Regions from separate parts of the Homo sapiens genome. Here regions 1, 2 and 4 are each linked to region 3. Evidence: read pairs that join two places in POLR2A ChIA-PET (ENCODE). Cell type or tissue: MCF 10A. All regions are shown on one strand. Links, peaks and the distances in the headings refer to the core of each region. The heading gives the core; the rest is flanking DNA. Region 1 overlaps MYOF (myoferlin). Region 2 overlaps MYOF (myoferlin). Region 3 overlaps MYOF (myoferlin). Region 4 overlaps MYOF (myoferlin).

The links. ChIA-PET counts read pairs that join two places held together with the same protein. Peaks named below come from ENCODE experiments on the same cell type or tissue, not always from the same donor. Only the 100,000 strongest peaks of a DNase experiment are listed, where the experiment ranks them.
Region 1: POLR2A ChIA-PET joins it to region 3 with 32 read pairs; 13 of 35 experiments call an interaction of 5 or more read pairs at or near these places.
Region 2: POLR2A ChIA-PET joins it to region 3 with 17 read pairs; 20 of 35 experiments call an interaction of 5 or more read pairs at or near these places.
Region 4: POLR2A ChIA-PET joins it to region 3 with 21 read pairs; 13 of 35 experiments call an interaction of 5 or more read pairs at or near these places.

The regions. Positions count from the first base shown.
Region 1 is chr10:93,436,860-93,441,809 of GRCh38, reverse strand. The region is part of intron 3 of MYOF (myoferlin); the gene reads left to right. Among named protein-coding and RNA genes, the nearest start is that of MYOF, 43 kb to the left of the region's middle. RefSeq lists enhancers at 4,264-4,558, 3,707-4,906. In MCF 10A, for the core only: no CTCF peak of the experiment used is centred there; DNase peaks (open chromatin) are centred at 2,809 and 4,399.
Region 2 is chr10:93,466,398-93,471,347 of GRCh38, reverse strand. The region is part of intron 1 of MYOF (myoferlin); the gene reads left to right. Among named protein-coding and RNA genes, the nearest start is that of MYOF, 13 kb to the left of the region's middle. RefSeq lists an enhancer at 1,185-2,034. In MCF 10A, for the core only: no CTCF peak of the experiment used is centred there; a DNase peak (open chromatin) is centred at 2,647.
Region 3 is chr10:93,382,387-93,387,038 of GRCh38, reverse strand. All of the region lies in intron 19 of MYOF (myoferlin), which reads left to right. Among named protein-coding and RNA genes, the nearest start is that of MYOF, 98 kb to the left of the region's middle. RefSeq lists enhancers at 2,468-2,967, 2,968-3,469. In MCF 10A, for the core only: no CTCF peak of the experiment used is centred there; a DNase peak (open chromatin) is centred at 2,788.
Region 4 is chr10:93,443,481-93,448,430 of GRCh38, reverse strand. All of the region lies in intron 3 of MYOF (myoferlin), which reads left to right. Among named protein-coding and RNA genes, the nearest start is that of MYOF, 36 kb to the left of the region's middle. In MCF 10A, for the core only: no CTCF peak of the experiment used is centred there; a DNase peak (open chromatin) is centred at 2,680.

The DNA.
Region 1 (4,950 bases), core at 587-4,586, 55 kb before region 3:
AGGTGGATCACGAGGTCAGGAGTTCGAGACCAGCCTGGCCAACATGGGCAAACCCCCGTCTCTACTAAAAATACAAATATTAGCTGCGTGTGGTGGCAAGCGCCTGTAATCCCAGCTACTCGGGAGGCTGAGGTAGGAGAATCGCTTGAATGCAGAAGGCAGAGGTTGCAGTGAGCCGAGACCGTGCCATTGCACTCCGGCCTGGGTGACAGAGTGAGACTCTGTCTCAAAAAAAAAAAAAAAAAAAAGATACAAAAATTAGCCAGGCATGGTGGCGGGCACCTGTAATCCCAGCTACTCCAGAGACTGAGGCAGGAGAATCGCTTGAATTCAAGAGGTGGAGCTTGCAATGAGCTGAGATTGCACCACTGCACTCCAGCCTGGGCAACGGCGTGAGACTCCGTCTCCAAAAAAAAAAAGAAATGTACTAACTCCCTAGCTTGTTTTAAATTAGAAAAAACAAAAGACTGCGTTTGGAATAAAATTAATTTGGTAGGGCAAAGTGTGGTATTGCTTATAAGACGTTTTTCATTCCCTAGTATATGAAATACCTTGTCTTTAAGCTTTTATTACTTTTATTTCTCCTAGTTATAAAGCTCATTTCTGACCTTGCCCCATGTAAATGTGACAGTGGGAGAAGGTGGTCTTTCTTCTCCTGGGGTTGGTTGGTGAGGAAGGATAGGATAGCCCATGGATTGAAACAGGTTCTTCTCACTGGAGTAGCTTCTCAGGCTGTACAAAAATCTAAACTAGAAGCAGATGTTACTGTGGGGCAGAACTCTCAGTTCTGATTTCTTTTTAGTTCTGTATTAGAGCAATGACACTGAAATGATCTGAGCTGGTTTGGGCTGGCTGTCTCTATACGGGGAGAGGCTGAACTGCACTTTTTGGAAGGCAGATTAAGTAGCTGCTGCAATCCTGTTGGTATCTGTTAAGATCTTGTGATTAAATAAGATTGGGCCACAGCCCTGGAGAAAGATACCCAGAGAGGCTGAAAGAGAAAGGCATCTCATAAAGGCAAGAGCTGTAATTATCTTCTGATGGCTCTTTGGCGGGTGATCTCTTAGGACAGGAAGATTTACAACCTGTAAATAATTTGCAAGGTCATTGGACTATCTTCAATGATGTATCAGCTAATTTATTCATGCCACAAATATTTACTAATGCCTACTATGTGTCAGACACAGCTCTAGACACTGGGGGTACTCCATACCTTTTATGGAGCTAACATCTGAGTAGAGGGAACAGATAAATACACATATGACATAACAGATGGTGATAAGTGATACGAAGAAAATAAAGGAAGGTAAAGGAGAGAAAACAGCAGGGTGAGGTCTGAGTGGGTGCTGGTTTAGATAGGGTTGTTGTATAAGGGTTTGTTTTGGGGGTTTTTTTTTTCGAGACGGAGTCTTGCTCTGTCGACAGGCTGGAGTGCAGTGGCACAATCCCGGCTCACTGCAACCTCTGCCTCCCGGGTTCAAGTGATTCTTCTGCCCCAGCCTCCCGAGTAGCTAGGACTACAGGCGCCCGCCACCACGCCCGACTAATTTTTTTATTTTTAGTAGAAATGGGGTTTCACCATATTGGCCAGGATGGTCTTGATCTCTTGACCTCGTGATCCACCTGCCTCGGCCTCACAAAGTGCTGGGATTACAGGCATGAGCCACTGCACCCAGCCTGGGGAATCTTTTATAATGGGTTATGAAGTTTACAGACTTCATTCAGATTCCACTAAATTGGATTTTATGAGAATTCAGCTGCAGCTGACATTTACCTCTGGTCTAACTCTGAAAAGAAAAATTGTTTCCCAAAAGGATTTGTGGTATATGTAGTATTAAGGGTGGGGAAGGGCTATTTAATGTAGGTAAGATAAAGAACTGGTTTTAAGAACTTTACATAGTGATTACATAGAAATGGATGTGGGTAGTTACAAAGGGTTCTTATCTATTCATTCATGCCCACCTGCCCAGCCCCCTGCTGATTCAGACCAGCTTTCACTGCCAAGTACTAGCCAGGAGCCCTGTCTTCATATGCTTTTTATACATCTCTTTTTCTAGCATAGTGTCTGAAATAATAATACAAGGTGACTGTTAAGCACTTGCCATATCATCCTTTTAATCCCTGCAACAATACCATTAAGTAGGAGCTGTCATTATCCCCATTTTATAGATGAGGAAACTGAAGCTCGGAGAAGTTAACCTGTACGCAGCCTGAGTCTGAATTAGTCAGGCCTGCCTGCCTCCACGTTCCTAGTCATCAGGCAAAGCTGTCCCTCCTTATCTTACAAGGTTCAAGTTCATGAAAGAGTGAATAAATGGATGGATGAAAAAACTACTACTTTGATTCTAACGGTTGAGGGAATTAACTGGAGACAGAGCATCGGAACTCCACTGAACCATCAGAGCAGGCAGGCAGGCAGGCAGGCACAGAATTGGTCAGGTGAAAATAACAAAATAGCAGGTGACCATTTCTTCAAGAAATAATATTCAGCATCTCCTCCATGCCAGAGGAGTTAGCCTGCTCCTCGCAGCCACAGACTCTGGCCTCAATGCCTCACTGACCCGGAGGGCTTTGGTGAGGAGACCTGGGCTTCCACTCAGCCCTTTGCAGGTGTTACCTGCAAAGGTAACAGTGATACCATAGTGGCCAGAGTTGCAGAGGTGGGAGGGGCTGGGAAAAAGAGCACAGTAGATGCTGGCCACGAAAATCGTGCAAATCCTGCCACAGCCTTCAGGCTATGTCAGTGATTCCAAAACCAGGGCGTGGAGTGAGCTAAAAGTAGAGGCGAGACTTGTGCCAGCCAGGTTTGGGAATCACGGTTGAGGATCAGTGTTTCTACCTTTTAAAAAGCCACACCCCCTTTCGATGAGCAGGAAAAGAGCCGCAAGGTTCTCTGGCAGTCCTGGCCTGGAGTCAGGAGCGGAAGTTCCTGGGGGGAGCGCAGGTCACTAGGCCTTCCTAGGAGGTTTTCATGGAGTTTGCCTGCTACAGTTTGTTCTATTAAATAATTGGACTTCGATGCGTGGTTCTCAAACGTGAGCCTGGATTCCCATGCTGAATGTTTTCAAAACCACTCAAGCCCCCCTCTCCCCAGATCCCGCGTTGCCTTCTGCCTTCCCTATCCCTAGCCCTCTACCTCCTCCACTTTACTCCCACAGCCATTGGGAGTCACTGTCTAGACCATTGTTTCTCGGACTTCCTGGGTATTAAGAATTACCGAAAGGAAAAAGTCGGACTCAGGGATCTGGGAATCTGCAGACGCCCTGGTGAGGGACGTCTGGGGAAGCACATTCTGAGAAATGTTTTGGGAGACGATGCGGAGGCCGAGTGAGGGTGGGCGGGCAAGTGCAAGTGGAGGGGTGAACCGAGGCGCAGCCCTTTGCGGGGATTTTACCTTAGCAATAGTTTCCTGTGATACGAGCTGCTGCCATGGGCGTGTTGAGAAAGAATTATTCAGTGACACCTGGTACAGTATGGGCAGGAAGGCTTCATTCAGGACTGAGTTAGCTCAAGTGACCCCTGCAACGGAGACTCGTGGGAAGGAAGAGAGATGGGGTGCCACTCAGATACAGCATGGGCAAGTAGGAATTGATAGCCAAGGAGGAGTGTGGGGGGTCAGTGGATGGAAAATTCCTAAGAGGAAATGTCACAGTCAGGGGGATTCTGGCTAACCCAACCTAACAGGATTCTTGCTGAGGACATCACGTGGGGGATGGCAGAGAATGAGAAACCCGATCAGATATGGAGGGTGATCAGATCTCACGGATGGGGGTTGTTTGCTAAACTGACCGAGTAGGATTCTCTGCTAACACTGGATTTCATAAGGAAGCACAGGCTTAGGAGGAGGCTCAGGAGCTCCACTCAAGTTTGGCCAAGCAAAGACTCTTTGTCAGCTGACACGGCGTCTCCTACCAGTCTAGTTCACAGGGAGCATCCTTGGCTCTCCTGCCTTTTGGCGGGGGATCAGGGCAGGAGCTTGACAGATACTGGCCCAGGAGAGGGAGAAGTGCTGGGGAGGGAGATGGGGTCCAGCCTTGGAACCCCAGGGCCATAGGCCTGCCAAAATGACAAGGCACGGCCAACTGAGAGCCCCTGCTTCGAGGGTGGGAAGCTCACCATCTTTTTAGGTTTCCTACAGGGGACCTAGGAGCAGCCTGGAATCGTGTTTGTCCCCAGTCAGGTTGGGATTGCTGTTCCTGCTTAGAGGTCGGGAAGTTGAGACCGTGCTGCGATCTCTAGAGGCAGAAACAGTGCAACATGTGATTTATTTCTCAGCCTCCAACACATTTTTTCCTTCCTTCATGAAGGAATTTCCAAGTTACTCCTCCTCCAGAAATCATGTGGGCTGTGTCTCTGCTGCATAGAGGAACAACTTCGTATACGTGAGCTCCCCTGAGTAAGAGTCAGCCGGCAAAGCCCTTACTCACTCCAGAGGCATGCGGCCCTTCACATTTGCGCCGTGCTAAAGGGGAGAACATTTTCCATTTCTCTTTTGTAAACAAACTATACTCTGTCTATTTTAAGAAGAAGAAGAAAGAAGAAAAAAAAAACAGTTTAAGCGGCTCTTAACCAATACTTGCAAGACTAAGTTGACTGGTTTACAATTAAACTCTTTCATTCCCCCAATCATAACATCTCATTTTCAAGTAGTTGCTCCCATTGTGTAATATTTGATGTCACATAGAGACTCGACTCCAAACTCTATGACATTCGTGGGCTGAAAGACAAAGGAGCATGACTGGCTTTTTCTTCACTTTGAAGACATCTGCAGTTTATTAATTCCACAAGGAAAGCTGGAGGGCCAGAGGACGTCGAGATTCTTTCACTAAAAAATTTCCTTTTGAGACAGTAGTCCTGTTTTAGTGTTGGTTGGAGTTCATGGGGAGACTTACTTTTCCATGAAAATATAGAGCAAGGCTTCCCCCTCACTGTCACACTATAATATTCTAG
Region 2 (4,950 bases), core at 380-4,379, 85 kb before region 3:
CAAGAACAAAAGAACTTAAAAAAAAAGAAAAAGAAAAAAAAACCCATCCCCCCTGGGGTGAGTTTGCAACAGAGCAATGAAAGCCTTTATGACATGCTGTGACTCAGAAGCTCAGAGGTGACATAGCTTAGCAGTGAATCAGTTCCACTGATAGTCAAGTTTGAGCCATTTTATTAGTGGAGACTAGAACCATAACTTCTTGTAATGTAAAGTATTAAAAATCTAATATTTGACTGGCAGGGCGAGGTCCACTTCATTTCACCTCCGTTTGTTAGTTTATGACCTTCATCATCTTTTTCATCTCAATAGTGCAGCTTATAAATTGAAAAAAAAAATTCCTTGCCCTTCTCTCTCTTTCTTTCAATAAATAAAATGTTATGTTTTTGCTTACCCCTCCTAACAGACTGAATTCATTGCTAGGACACTCCCTGTCTCTGTCCCTCCTATGTTTAGCAGCTCCTTCCTCATTCCAAGCATGAATCCATTCAACAAGCATTGATCCAAGCATTGATTGAGAGGGTACTCTGCCAGGCAGTGTGCTTAGCTCTGTGTATAGGGTGGGGAACAAAGCAAGTTTGGCCCTGCCCACATGCAGCTTATAGTCTAGGCTGTAAATGGGGCCAGCGTTCAGTGAATTAAGAGTGTAGGCTGGGTGTGGTGGCTCACACCTGTAATCCCAGCACTTTGGGAGGCCGAGGTGAGCAGATCATTTGAGGTCAGGAGTTCGAGACCAGCCTGGCCAACATGATGAAACCCTGTCTCTGCTAAAAATACAAAAATTAGCCAGGCATGGTGTTGGGCACCTGTAGTCCCAAGCTACTTGGGAGGCTGAGGCAGGAGAATGGCTCGAACCTGGGAGACAGAGGTTGCAGTGAGCCGAGATCGTGCCACTGCACTCCAGCCTGGGTGACAGAGCGACTCTGTCTCAAAAAACAAAAAACAAAAAAACAAAAACTTCTGGAAAGGAGACATTATCATTATTGGCAATTATATTGATGGTGATGGTTTACTGGCTGTTAAGCACTGTGCTACATGCTTCACATGTACTTAGTTATTTAATTTTAACATATTCCTTTATTTTCTTTCTTTCTTTCTTTGTTTCTTTCTTTTTTTTTTTTTGAGATGGAGTCTCGCTCTGTTGCCCAGGCTGGAGTATAGTCACGTGATCTCAGCTCACTGCAACCTCCACCTCCTGGGGTCAAGCGATTCTCCTACCTCAGCCTCCCAAGTAGCTGGGATTTCAGGTGCGCACCATCATGCTTGGCTAATTTTTGTTTTTTTAGCAGAGACTGGGTTTCACCATGTTGGCCAGGCTGGTCTCGAACTCCTGACCTCAGGCGATCTGCCCGCCTTGGCCTCCCAAAGTGCTGGGATTACAAGCGTGAGCCACTGCGCCCGGCCTACTCCTTTATTTTCTCACCAAAAAAGTAAAAATAAAAATAAGAAAGAAGTCCTCACTTGAGAGCTGAACAAACTGAGTCTCGGGTAGAGTGGGTGAAATGCCTCACTCAAGGTCTTACAGCAGGGTCTAGGTGGAGCTGGAACACTAATGCTTACCGCCAAGGCTGTACCACCTGTGCTGTCCCTTATGCAGCCCTGAGTGCTTGGTCTTGGTCGCATCCAAATCTGGCCCATCCTGTGGTCAGGCACGTGAACTCAGCCCACATTGCTGGCAATCTGGGCTCTGCTGCTTACTCTTGGCAGTAACTTCCCTGGACAAAGCCAGCCCTGAGGGCATCTGGTCACACCATGCTGGGGCCTGGGGCATTGGTGCCTTTGAGCTGGACATCTCTGGTCTCAGAGGCCTTGTCTGGGGCCCCAAATTCCCTCTTGTTTGCCCTAGGGTGTTGGACACATTATGATGGCTTCCATGTGTGAAATTGCCTTGCAGGGTACTGACAGTGTAGAAAGCTTTTTCATGGGTGTAATCTTTTTTTTTTTTCTTCAGAGATGCAGTCTAGCTCTGTCGCCCAGGCTGGAGTTCAGTGGCATGATCTTGGCTCACTGCAACCTCTGCCTCCCAGGCTCAAGTAATTCTCCTGCCTCAGCCTCCCAAGTAGCTGGGACTACAGGAGTGCACCACCATGCCCGGCTAATTTTTTGTGTTGTTAATAGAGACAGGGTTTCACCAAGTTGGCCAGGCTGGCCTCGAACTCCTGACCTCAAGCGATCCACCCACCTCGGCCTCCCAAAATGCTGGGATTATGGGCGTGAGCCACCATACCTGGCTCATGGGTATAATCTTATCTGTTCTCCACAACAACACAAGCAGGTGCTGAAGGCAGATATTCATACCGATTGTGCAGATGAAGATATTTAGACTCAGATATCAAGGGAGGCCAAAGCTGTGTAGCCAGAAAGAGGCAGGGAAGGACTAGAAGCTGGGTCTTGGGATGCTTGGTCCTTTGCTTTTTCCCACTGCTTCATATATGGTTGGTTTTCTTTGTGCTTGGCGTCTTCTCATTTTAATTCCACCCTCTGTCCTTGTCCCAGGCCCCACTGACAAACAACAGCTCACAAACACTCCTGACTCCCAGCTCTCCCTCTGATCTGCAGCAAACAACCAGCCCAGCTTGCTAAAGCGCCCAGAGGTGAAAGCCATGCACAGCATAGGAAGGAGGGTTGAGGAAAGTAGATTAAACTGCTGGCAGGGCCCAAAATTCCAGTGAAAGAGATGACTAATGATGAGACACCAGGGTCTGAAGCTGAGGTTAAATTCAACTGGAAATTCTTGGCCTGGGAGGGATAGGATCTAATTATCAAGATTTTTCACTCCGCGCTTTGCATTTGTTTTCAAGGTTGTTTTAAGTGACTATTTTATTTTCTCTTGATACCATCTCTTGGAGCGAGGAAGGACAGAGGACTGGATCCTCCCAAAGCTTGCCTGAAGGAAGCAGTTGATAGTTCTGATTCCAACACCTGGTAATGTCCCCTGTGTCTTGGGCATGGGTATGCTTTCTCATTTGATCCTTGCTGCAATTCTACCAGGTGGGCTTTTGTATCCCCTTTTTAGAGGACACTCGGGACTTAAGAGGCACTGTAGGCCCTACCTCCTCAGCTGGGTTTGAAATGTATTTGCTGAGTACTTGAGACTTAATTCATTCTCTAGCAAATTATGTGAAATATACTAGTCAGAAGCCAGAGAGGTTGAGTGGCTCCAGAGCCAGAAGACCTATATTCAAATTCTGGCTTTGTTTCTTACTAGCAGGTAATCCTGGACAAGCTACTTAACTTTCTTGTGCCTTGAATAAGGATCATAATAATAATAGGTAACATTTACAAAGCCCTTAGAAGAGTGCCTGGCAGATGGTAAACCCTATAGTTGGTAGGAATTATTCCTGGGCATTAGATACCAATCTTTATTAATGAAGAAGTCTAGATATGAAGAGCTGGAGTAAGTAGACCAAGTTCACACCACTGGAAGGTCTGAAAAAGTGACAGGTCGCCTGGCACCCTCTGCCTGCAGTGGCAGTTAAGAGCACAGGTTTGCTGAGAATGATGGTTTCCAGTTTCATCCATGTCCCTACAAAGGACATGAACTCATCATTTTTTATGGCTGCATAGTATTCCATGGCATATATGTGCCACATTTTCTTAATCCAGTCTATCGTTGTTGGACATTTGGGTTGGTTCCAAGTCTTTGCCATTGTGAATAGTGCCGCAATAAACATACGTGTGCATGTGTCTTTATAGCAGCATGATTTATAATCCTTTGGGTATATACCCAGTAATGGGATGGCTGGGTCAAATGGTATTTCTAGTTCTAGATCCCTGAGGAATTGCCATACTGACTTCCACAATGGTTGAACTAGTTTACAGTCCCACCAACAGTGTAAAAGTGTTCCTATTTCTCCACATCCTCTCCAGCACCTGTTGTTTCCTGACTTTTTAATCATTCTCAGCAAACTATCGCAAGGACAAAAAAACCAAACACTGCATGTTCTCACTCATAGGTGGGAACTGAACAATGAGAACACATGGACACAGGAAGGGGAACATCACACTCTGGCGACTGTTGTGGGGTCGGGGGAGGGGGGAGGGATAGCATTAGGAGATATACCTAATGTTAAATGACGAGTTAATGGGTGCAGCACACCAACATGGCACTTGTATACATATGTAACAAACCTGCATATTGTGCACATGTACCCTAAAACTTAAAGTATAATAATAATAAAATTTAAAAAAAAAGAGCACAGGTTTGGAAACAAGGCTGACTTGGGTCTGAAGCTCAGCTCTGCCACTTACTGGCTCTATGATCTCGGGCAAGTCAGTTAACAACCCTGATCCTCAGTTTCCTTATCTGTAAAATGAGCATACTCATATCTCCTATTTTTGTTGTTGTTGTTTGTTTGTTTGCTTGTTTGTTTGAGATAGGGTCTTGCTCTGTCACCCAGGCTGGAGTGCAGTGGCCTGATCACGGCCCACTGCAGCCTTGATCTCTAGGGCTCAAGTGATCCTCCCACCTCAGCCTCCTAAGTGAGTAATTGGGACCACAGGTGCAAGCCACCATGCCAGGCTAATTTTTAAATTTTTTGTAGAGATGGAGTCTCATTATGTTTCCCAGGCAGGTCTCAAACTCCTGGACTCAAGCCATCTCCCACCTCTGGCCTCCCAAAGTGCTGGGATTACAGGTGTGAGCACTGCGCCCAGCCTCCCTTGTAGGGAACAGACGTGAATGTGTTTAATATGCCCAGCACACAACACAAACACCAAGGCAGTCAAGCCAGGTGCCTGGCCCTCCTGGGAGCCCTTCCCAGCAGCCCTGGCAGTGAGCAGAGCTGGGACATGACCACGCCCCAGCATCAGCTTTTAGGAAGCAGATTCTGGCTGAGTCATTCAAATGGACTGGACTTCACTGCAGCTCCCTTGGAAAATGTGGGTTTGATTCAAGAGCCTGTACATCTGAAAGGTCATTCCCAGAGGCCAGTGGGGCACTGGGTGTGGAGA
Region 3 (4,652 bases), core at 624-4,623:
AAGCTCATGGGGTCAGGCTGGTGTTCTGGGTCCCTGACAGTCAGCCTTCCTGTCTACTCGCAGCCTGTCTCCTTGTGGCAGGACTGGGTTCTCCATGCTCTCCCCCAAACTCCCGTGGTACCCAGAACACGTTTTCATCTGAGTCCAGGCCCAACTGCCGTGAGTTCTCCAGCGAGCCAGGGCCTTCTCCCTCTAGTCGTCTGATGTCTGCCTGTTACATCTGCCCCCTTTGCAGGATGATTGACAGGGAGAATAGCCACACCCTTTAACAGAAACTATCCCTTCTTCCCCAGAGCAATGTGGCCTTGCTCATTGACTCCCAGAAGGCAGCCGTATCAGGAGGTTAGCATCCAAAGCAGTCTGTTCTGGATTCCTCAGCCTTTACATGTTGGGAACATCTGTGGTCCAGTGCTTGAGCTGCACCAATTTCATTCCTGTCTCCTCCTTTGAGAGGAAAGGAGCAGGCTCCTGAGACTGCCCTCTCTCCACCCCCCAGCCTCAGGAAGGAACCTAGCATCACCACAGCAGCAAGCCACGGGGCATCCGTGTAACTTCACATGGGGAAAATAAATAGTTCTTCCCCATGAATTACTACAGCAAAGATGATCATTTGTTTTGTTTTTTTACTAAAGAGACACGGAGCCAAAAGTCAATAAGGTCCTGGTCATAGTCTTTCTATTCCACAACATTACCCACTCTGAAGTCCAGGAATTGCAATAGATCTTGAGGAAAAATTAAGAAAAGGAAAAAAGAGGGCGGGAGAGTGAGAAAAGGGACAGTTTGCATGCTAGTTACAGCCAGGATCATGCAAAAGAATAGCCAGAAACCACTTGGAGGCCTCCGTGGAGACACATGGTGGTTCTTGACTTGAGTAGTTACAGATTGGAGTTAGCTCTTGAAATATTGGTTGGAATTCAGGGTTATTCAGAAATGCCACCATGGACACTCAACCATTATAGTACCTCTTTTATTTGGTTCCATCACCAGAATGTAATTTAAGTTCATGCTGCTTCTCTTTGTTTTAAATAACCATAGTTGCAGGGAGAAGGAGAAAGAGGCCCAAGAAAATATTTTTTAAATGCTTTATTAACTGGAATGCAAAACCAAATTAGTTTTCTTCACTGCAAATAGTTAAACACATACAGGCAAAGAAGCTTATTTCATTAATTTAGTGTAAAAGCAAAAAAAAAAAAAAGTCAACAATATATATTGCCCACAGTATATGTCAACAGAATAAAAGAACAGCTTTTTATTGACTGGTAAAACAGAATTCATTTTCTTTGCTCTAAATTAAACACAGACAGCAAAATAGCTCATCTTTTTAATTAAATAAATATAAATCAAAAGTGAAATGAAGCAAAAATTTTAAAAACCTAACAGTGTTACAGAATAGGAGAGAAATGAGGATTCTGAAGACATAGCCACACTTCAAGCAACAGGAGCCCCAGGAGAGAGTGAAATGAGCAGATCTGTGCACCTGCCAGAAGGACTTAACGAATGCAGTCAACCTACAAACATGCTCATGACCCTTGTCTGTCTTGCAAAGGTCCTCTGTTCTGGATTATGTGCAGCTAACAAAACTTTTTGGTAAAGCTAAAGAGGCTGCAACAAATGGGCAAATTTTTTGCCAAACTGCCAAGTGCTCCCCATCTTTCTAAAGCAGAGCTGAGCTATTGCTCCCGGTGGGCCTGGTCAAGAGAGGCTGCAGTGCAGGAGGGATGCAGCAGATTCAGCCTGGCCACTTCCACAGTAAGAATCAGGCAGACAGAAGATCAAGTGTTGCCAACCCAGTGTTATTCTAATACCCGCTGGCTTCTGGAACCTCTGCCCTGCCACTAAAGGACTCCATTTTTTGTCTCCAGGATCAAGAGTCTGTTCTTGGACTGCTTTCTCCCTGCTCCTCTTTCCCCATTTTCCTTGGATGTGACCGAATGTATTTTGGGAGCATTCTATGCACTTGCATTCTCTCTCCTACTCAACTACAATCTCCTTGAGAGCTCTCATTGGTCTGGCCCACATTAAGGGCTCAAAAATATTGCTAGAAACAGCACCTTCAGGTTCTTCCAGCTGCTCCATCAGGTATCAGCTCCCTTCAGTAGACATACCGAAGGTGGCATGCTGGGCAGTGTTCATTGGTACCTGATCTTGTCACTGACCTTTAATGTCCCATGCCTTGTGTGTCCACAGCCACTTTCAACAACTCTTAGCCCTTATCGGTATCTTGCTTGACAGAAATCACCTCCTTTTGCAAATCGACTGCTGAAACTCTACTTTATACCACCTTATCCACAAGGTGCACTAGTCACTGATGATCAGAAAGAGAGCCCCAAGGCCCTAACCCCACCTAAGTCCAATAGACTACAACTTACATTCTTCTTTTTTTTTTTTTTTTCTGAGACAGAGTTTCACTCTTGTTGCCCAGGCTGGAGTGCAATGGTGTGACCTTGGCTCACTGCAACCTCCACCTCCTGGGTTCAAGTGATTCTCTTGCCTCAGCCTCCTGAGTAGCTGGGATTACAGGCACCTCTCACCATGCCCAGCTAATTTTTTGTATTTTTAGTAGAGATAGAGTTTCACCATGTTGGCCAGGCTGGTCTCAAACTCCTGACCTCAGGTAATCCGCCGCCAGCCTCGGCCTCCCAAAGTGCTGGGATTAAAGGCGTAAACCACCACGCCCAGCCCAATTTATATTATTTCATTTTCTCTTGTTGTAGGCAGATCTTGTCCCAGGCTCTGTACTTCTCTGAATGGTGTTTATTGTTCCTTCCTCTCTCTACCTCTTTGTGCCCTGAGGGCAGAGAGGAAGTGGGAAAGGTCTGAGGGAGCGGCAGAATTCTCAGCTGCCTGAATCATCGAGGGTAGCCTGGCTCTGGCACAGGTGAGCAGATGGTAGCGTTGCCCCTCCTGGAATCTGGGCTTGCACAGTGATCCAGCGGCTCCATCTTCAGCGGCTTGCTCATAGTGAGTCCCTTCTCTGTTGGGAATTGTGCTGATGGCCAGAAGCCCAAACTATTGCTTTTAGGGCTCAGACTCTCCAGGGTGAGGGTCCTATCAGGGATTCTGTGGGTCATTTTGCAAGCTCTGCGTGAGAGCATCCATGGGGTTCTAATGGAATCCTGGCTATGTGGAGGCCTACGGGGTAGAGCCGGCCCAGCTGGGAGTATCATCCCCGTAGTTCCCACCCCACCTCCAAGCCTCCCCATGATCCTTCTCCATCCTGTGCAGTCCCTGGCTTAACAGATGGCTCTGGCTTAAATACCGGTCATTTTCTCCTGGGTCCTGACTCAGGCCACAAATTATGTTTCCTATTTTTAGCTCTTTCCCTTTTCTCCTATCATCCTAGTTGGTTTACAAAGAAGTTATGCTGTATGTAGTTATGACTAATCCAAATAACTTCCTACTTTTTCATTTTGACACAATTCAAACCCAAACCCAGAATTTCCACATCATTCTGGACCACGGGTATTCCAGGGGGCTTCGCTGTGGGTAGTTAAGCAGAGCTCTTGACAAGTAGCGTGCACCCCCAATCCTCCCTTATCAAGGTGACAGTGGACTAAGCTAGGGAGGCTTTTAGACTCACAATGCTCCCGTCAAAGCTTCCTCAGGTCATTCAATGTGCAGCTCAGGTTACAAACCAGTGTTTAGAGAGACTTTTTAGAAAGATTGAGGCCTAGAGGGGATTTGACAAAACCCTATTGGAGGGTTCTATTATACCATGTCAAAAACTCCTTTAACCAAAATGGAGACTCTGTAATAGAAGGATGTCCAGGGGTTCTTCAAGACCACAAGCTTCAGTCACTGTCAGAAGTTCTTAAAACAGTCCTTAAAAATTTAAAAATTCCAGCCAGGCACGGTGGCTCATGCCTGTAATCCCAGCACTTTGGGAGGCCGAGGCAGGCAGGTCACTTGAGGTCAGGAGTTAGAGACCAGCCTGGCCAACTATGGTAAAACCCCGTGTCTACTAAAAATACAAAAATTAGCCAGGTGTGGTGACACACGCCTGTAATCCCAGCTACTTGGGAGGCTGAGGCAGGAGAATCACTTGAATCCAGGAGGCAGAGGTTGCAATGAGCCGAGATCAAGCCACTGTACTCCAGCCAGGGTGACAGAGCGAGACACAGTCTAAAAAAAAAGAATTAAAAATTCCACTTCTGGGTATATACCCAAAATAATTGAACGCAGAGACTGGGTACCACCAGAGTTCTAGAATAGACACAGGATGCGGATCGTATTGCATGGCAGAATGCACGGGACATAATGAAACACAGCAACCTAAACCATTGCATGGCTCTTTGGTAAAAGAAGGCACAGTGCCTGAAGATCTGTGGAGATATGGCTCATAAAGAAGGAGATATGCCAGCTGAGCAAGGATTTGGGGCAGGATATGGATTCAAGAGATTTTATGTGCCCATGAAGGAAGGCTTGAAGGGCTCATGGTCATTTCTGGTAGGCTGATAGGCACTCAATGTGGTTATCGTTGACCCTATCTTCAACTCTCTTAGTAAACCAGTAATTTAAAAAGAAAAAGGAAGGTTTAATTTCCCATTTCAATTTAAAATAAATTTACCCAGTTTCCTTATTTTTATTTACATCTGACATGAAAATCTTTATTGTTATTTCTGATTAGAAAATCAATAGTTTAGCTGGGTGCA
Region 4 (4,950 bases), core at 437-4,436, 62 kb before region 3:
TGCTGTGAGCTAAAGAAGAAACTGTTATATCCCATGAAGAAAAGCAAATCAGAGGAAAAGGGAAAGTTGTCAAGGGTGGGGGGAAAGGAGATCCCATTTTATGTGAGGTGGTGATAAGGTGACAATTGAGCAGAGACCTAAATATAATCACAAAAGTAATTGCAATTTTGCACCAACCTAATATAATGAAGAACTGAGCCATGCAGTTCATTGGGGGGTTAGGGAGTAGGGGGGAAGAATATTCTGGGCAGAGAATAGCAAGTGCAAAGGCCCTGAGGCAGGAGTGCACTGGGGATGCTGGAGAAACGTGAGAAAGGCAGCCAACCTGGGGCACAGTGAGGGTTGAAAGTGCAGGAAGGAGGTGAGGTCAGAGAAACCACAATATATGTGGCTTTGGGGGCCAAGGCACGGGCTTTGGATTTCATCCTAAGTGGAATGAGAATCCGTTAAAAGCTTTTGCTTATGATCTGACATATTTTAAAAGGATCACTCAGGCTTTCTGTGTAGAGACTGGAGGTAGGAACCAGTTAGGAGGCAGGAAAACAATACTGGGAGACCATTATATATTTATTTTAGACCCATTGAAAACACAGTGGGGCCCTCAGATGACAGCAGTGATGGGGAGAGGTCAGCCCCCCACCGTCAGGCTCACCCTGGCACTCATTTCGGGCATTTTTGTGCATTTCTAGAGATAGAGTTTGTTGTAACCAAGTGAGTTATAGAGAAACGTCACACTTTGAGACTAATTCAGGAGTCCTTTATTAGCTGGCGAACGAGAGACAGCTAGCGCTCAAAATTCTCTCAGCCCCGAGGAAGGGGCTAGATTTGTTTTATACCGTGGTCTAAATAGGGAAGGGGGGAGTTTAGCTGAAGCAATTTTTACAGAAGCATAACTGGCAAAAAGTTAAAAAATTAATTGGTTACAAAAGCAGTTACAAAAAATAACCAGTTCCAGGTGTAGGGGCTTAAACTATCACAAAGAGATAAATGCAGGGGCTTTAGGTGCCATCCACCGAGCACGTCCCCAGGAGCTGCTGGTGCAGCTTGCCTCAATGTCTTATCGGTAAGTGCATTCCTGGACGTGCTTTGAGTCAGTTTACACTAGTCATGCCCTTAAGGAAGGGAGGTAAAGGGGCTGTAAGTGAAGGAACTAAAATGGAGTCTGTCTGGCTCTTTCAGCTAAGAGAGACAATCAGGTTAAAACAAGGTAGAGTATCACAAGTTCACGTGCAGTCTATCTGAACCTGCACATTTTCATATTTTTCTGAACCTATGACATGCATAATTCTGAACAAAGAAAATATGATAGGTCCTGTTCTAAGAGGGTCCTTCTAAGGTTCAGGGGCACCATGCATCGTGCTGAGCTATGTTGCACTTGGTGTTATGATGCCTATTGAGTATAAAGACCAAACGAGGCTGGGTGTGGTGGCTCATGCCTGTGATGTCAGCACTTTGGGAGGCCGAGGCAGGCAGATCACTTGAGGCCAGGAGTTCGAGAACAGCCTGGTCATCGTGGTGAAACCCTGTCTCTACTAAAATACAAAAATTAGCTGGGCGTGGTTGTGCACACCTGTAATCCCAGCTCAGGAGGCCAAGGCACAAGAATCACTCGAACCTGGGAGGCAGAGGTTGCAGTGAACTGAGATCACACCACTGCGCTCCAGCCCTGGTGACGGAGTGAGAAAAAAAAAAAAAGACCAAATGAGCACGTGGTTACTCTGATATTATGATGACGGGAATTGTTAGGCATAACAGAAAAAGGTAAATTCTAGGCCAATTATGAAGCTGGTCTTGGTTACTTTTTCAATCTTCCCCCCTCCCATCTTCCATCCCCCTGACATTTGCTGGGCACCCAGTGTCTTTAAGTTTCCTGGCTCCCACTGTGGTACCCGCTGAGGCCTGCCCTCTGAGCCACACCCTGCATCTTCTGCCAATTCTTTTCCTGTACAAAACTTACCTGTCCTGTGGCTCAGTCCTTCAAGGTCCTGCTTCAAGGCACTTTCTGAGAAATTAATCGGGTGATGCTATAATAGCTGCTAATAGTTAATTTCCCGGTAACACTGACTTTTGGACTGAAGGCCATCAGTGACTTACTTGAAGGAGTGAACAAGATGAGAACTTCAGACCCTATGGCCAGGTCATTGGAGGAGGTGTTTTCACTAAAAATTAGAACATTATCTCTCATCCTGCAGATTCCACTGCATAGTTTACTGTCTTGCAGTGGAAGGCCGACCCTGCGTCAGCTCTGTAATGAACAAGGCATGATTTCCTGCCCCTCCACCGCCTCTGCTCTTTTGTAAGCAGTGTGCCTCCCCATCCTCAGCTGGGAATCATGATCATTAGCTTAGTTTCCACCAACTAACCAATACACACACCTTGGTCAGATTACCTGTACATTTCAGAAACAAACTTTTTTTTTTTAACCATCTGGGAATAAACTATATGTGTTTTCAAAATATTTGTGTATTTTGGGCCCAGATTTTCTTTTTGGCTTTTCTACTAAAGTTCTGGCCTTTGAGGATCTGCTTACTGCTCAGTGTGGGACCGCTTCCCTCACCTGAAGTGCAGGGTTGGGGCGGAAGGGTTTTCTACAGCTTAAGGAATGTCCTGCCTGTTGACTTTCCTGTTGCCATGGCGATGGCCTGTGCAAACATGAGCCCTCACTTTGCATCTGCTGCTCCCCGGCCTATTAGCAAACAGTTCCCAGCTGCCTCGGTCAGCTGGGCTCCATGCCCACACCCGCATGGGCTAGACCCAGGCAGTCCCAGGCTCACAGCGCCTGTGGGCAGTGACACCTCCCCACCCCTCAGGCACTGGGAGCGGGTTGCCTTGTTCAGTGTGGACTCTCCTCTTCCTCACTTTACAGTCATCCAACCAGCCATTCAGAGGGAATGAGGGTGAGAAAGGAGACAGAGGAGCCTCTTGGTCACATAAGGAACATGAAATGTTATTTTTTAGAGGAAATGTCAGAGTGGAAAGATTTTCCCAGAGGCTGAAGAATGAAAGTTCCCTTTGCAGGCAGCCAATGGTTATAGCTTTGTGAGGACTTAGCATGTGCCAAGGGCTGTGCCCAGCCCTTTGCATTCATTACCCCAATTGATCCTCACACACACCTCATATGATGGGTCCTATTTTTCCTCAGAGAGGTTTAGTAACCTGCTCAAGGTCACACAGCAGGTGTGTGTTAGAGTCAGCTCATCTATATCCAGGCCTGTACACTTGACTTTTATGTTATACTGAAAGCCTCTGACTACCTATAGTAAACAAAATGTAGGTAGAATGATCAATTATCTCTGCTGAAATAGAAGTGATTTTTCTTCCTAATTTTGACAAAAAAAAATTTAATTCTCAATATCAGTGTATTGCTACCTTTTATAAGCTCCACCCTAGGTAAAAATTTTAAGCATTTTTATACTGTTGAGTAGGAAGTCACTTATGCCTATATTCTGCAATGGACCAGATATATGAAGAGACTATATCTCATCTCATTTGCTCTTCACAGTGACCTTGAGAAGTAGAGAGTAGACTTGAGCCTCAGAGGGGTGGAGGCTGGGACCCTGATCTGTTGGCATCCTGGCCCTACCCTTGAGTTCCTAAAAGTGCCATCTTCAAGAACCTGTACATGTAGAAATAAAAGATATTGACAAGTTTTCAGATTTGTGTGTCTGTGTGTATGCACACGTGGACACACATGCCCAGGAGAAAAAAGAGGTACTGCGTAGAGTTTTTGCATTTGCTGTTCCCTTTGCGTGGAATGCTCCTTCCCTCAAACTGCAATAGATGTAAAATCTTGTCATTGGGCCTCACCATGTCTGATCATCCAGCCTAGAGCAGCCCCTCCCTGTCACTCTTTATCTTATTACTCTGTTTTATTCTTCCAAAGCCCTTCTTATTAGGGAGCTCATGTGAGTGTAAGAATGGGAAAAGGAGTCTGTGTGAGCAAATACATGCTAGAATTGTGTTTTAGACAAGTACTCAGGGTATGTGCTGGTCCACACACCTGCTATATGTAGCTCAGCATTCACCACCATCTGAAATGTTCTTTTCTATTTACTTATTCATTTGTTCTCTCTCTACTGGATAGTAAACTCCATGTCACTCTTGTTCAATGCCGTAAGACCAGCACTTAGCACAGTGCCTGGCATATAGTAGGCTCTAAATAAACGTTTGTTGGATGAATGAGTGAACAAGTGAGTTTATGATGCTCCTACGTGGATGACATTTACCATTTAAGAAGCACCTTGCAGCTGTCCTGTCAGCTCACTGGTAATGGGCCACCAGTGTGGAATCTGTCCACCTCGGCTCTCTGAAACAGCACCCTAGTTCCAACTTGGGTTTAAGCTGCAAAGGGGTCAGGATACAAAGGTCAGAACACAAGAGAAACAAACCTCTCTCACAAAGCTCATGCCATTTTGTAGAGAGATGTGGAACTCAAGGCTGAGCTCACAGGAAGGCAGGAGAGCATGGTATTTGAAAGTTGGGATTCTGGAGCCAGGCAGAAGCCGATTAGAGACCCAGCTCTACTGATTACTAGTGGGTGACCTGGGCAAGTTACTTACCCTCTCCAGGCCTCAGAATTCTCATCCTTAAATTGACTGTAGTTTGGAATTGACTGTAGTTCCGTTATGCTAAGGGATTAGATTTACCCTCCCACCTGACACAACTAAAACAAAATACATGCAACAGTAGTTTTCAGATGTTGGACTTTGCTGGCACAGAACAGTGATCTCTAAGAGATGGGAGATAAATGAGGTGAGCCCTGAGAGTTCCCAGCTTAATGCCTAGAGAGACTCATTTCCATGCTGCAATGCAAGAAAAGGGATCCTTGTTGTCTCCCAGAGTTGGAGAGGTGCAGGTGGGAGTCTAGAGATGCCAAGGTTAGTCTAAAGATGCCAAGGTTACTAGTGGACCAAGAGGAGAGAAACACAGACACACACACACACACACACA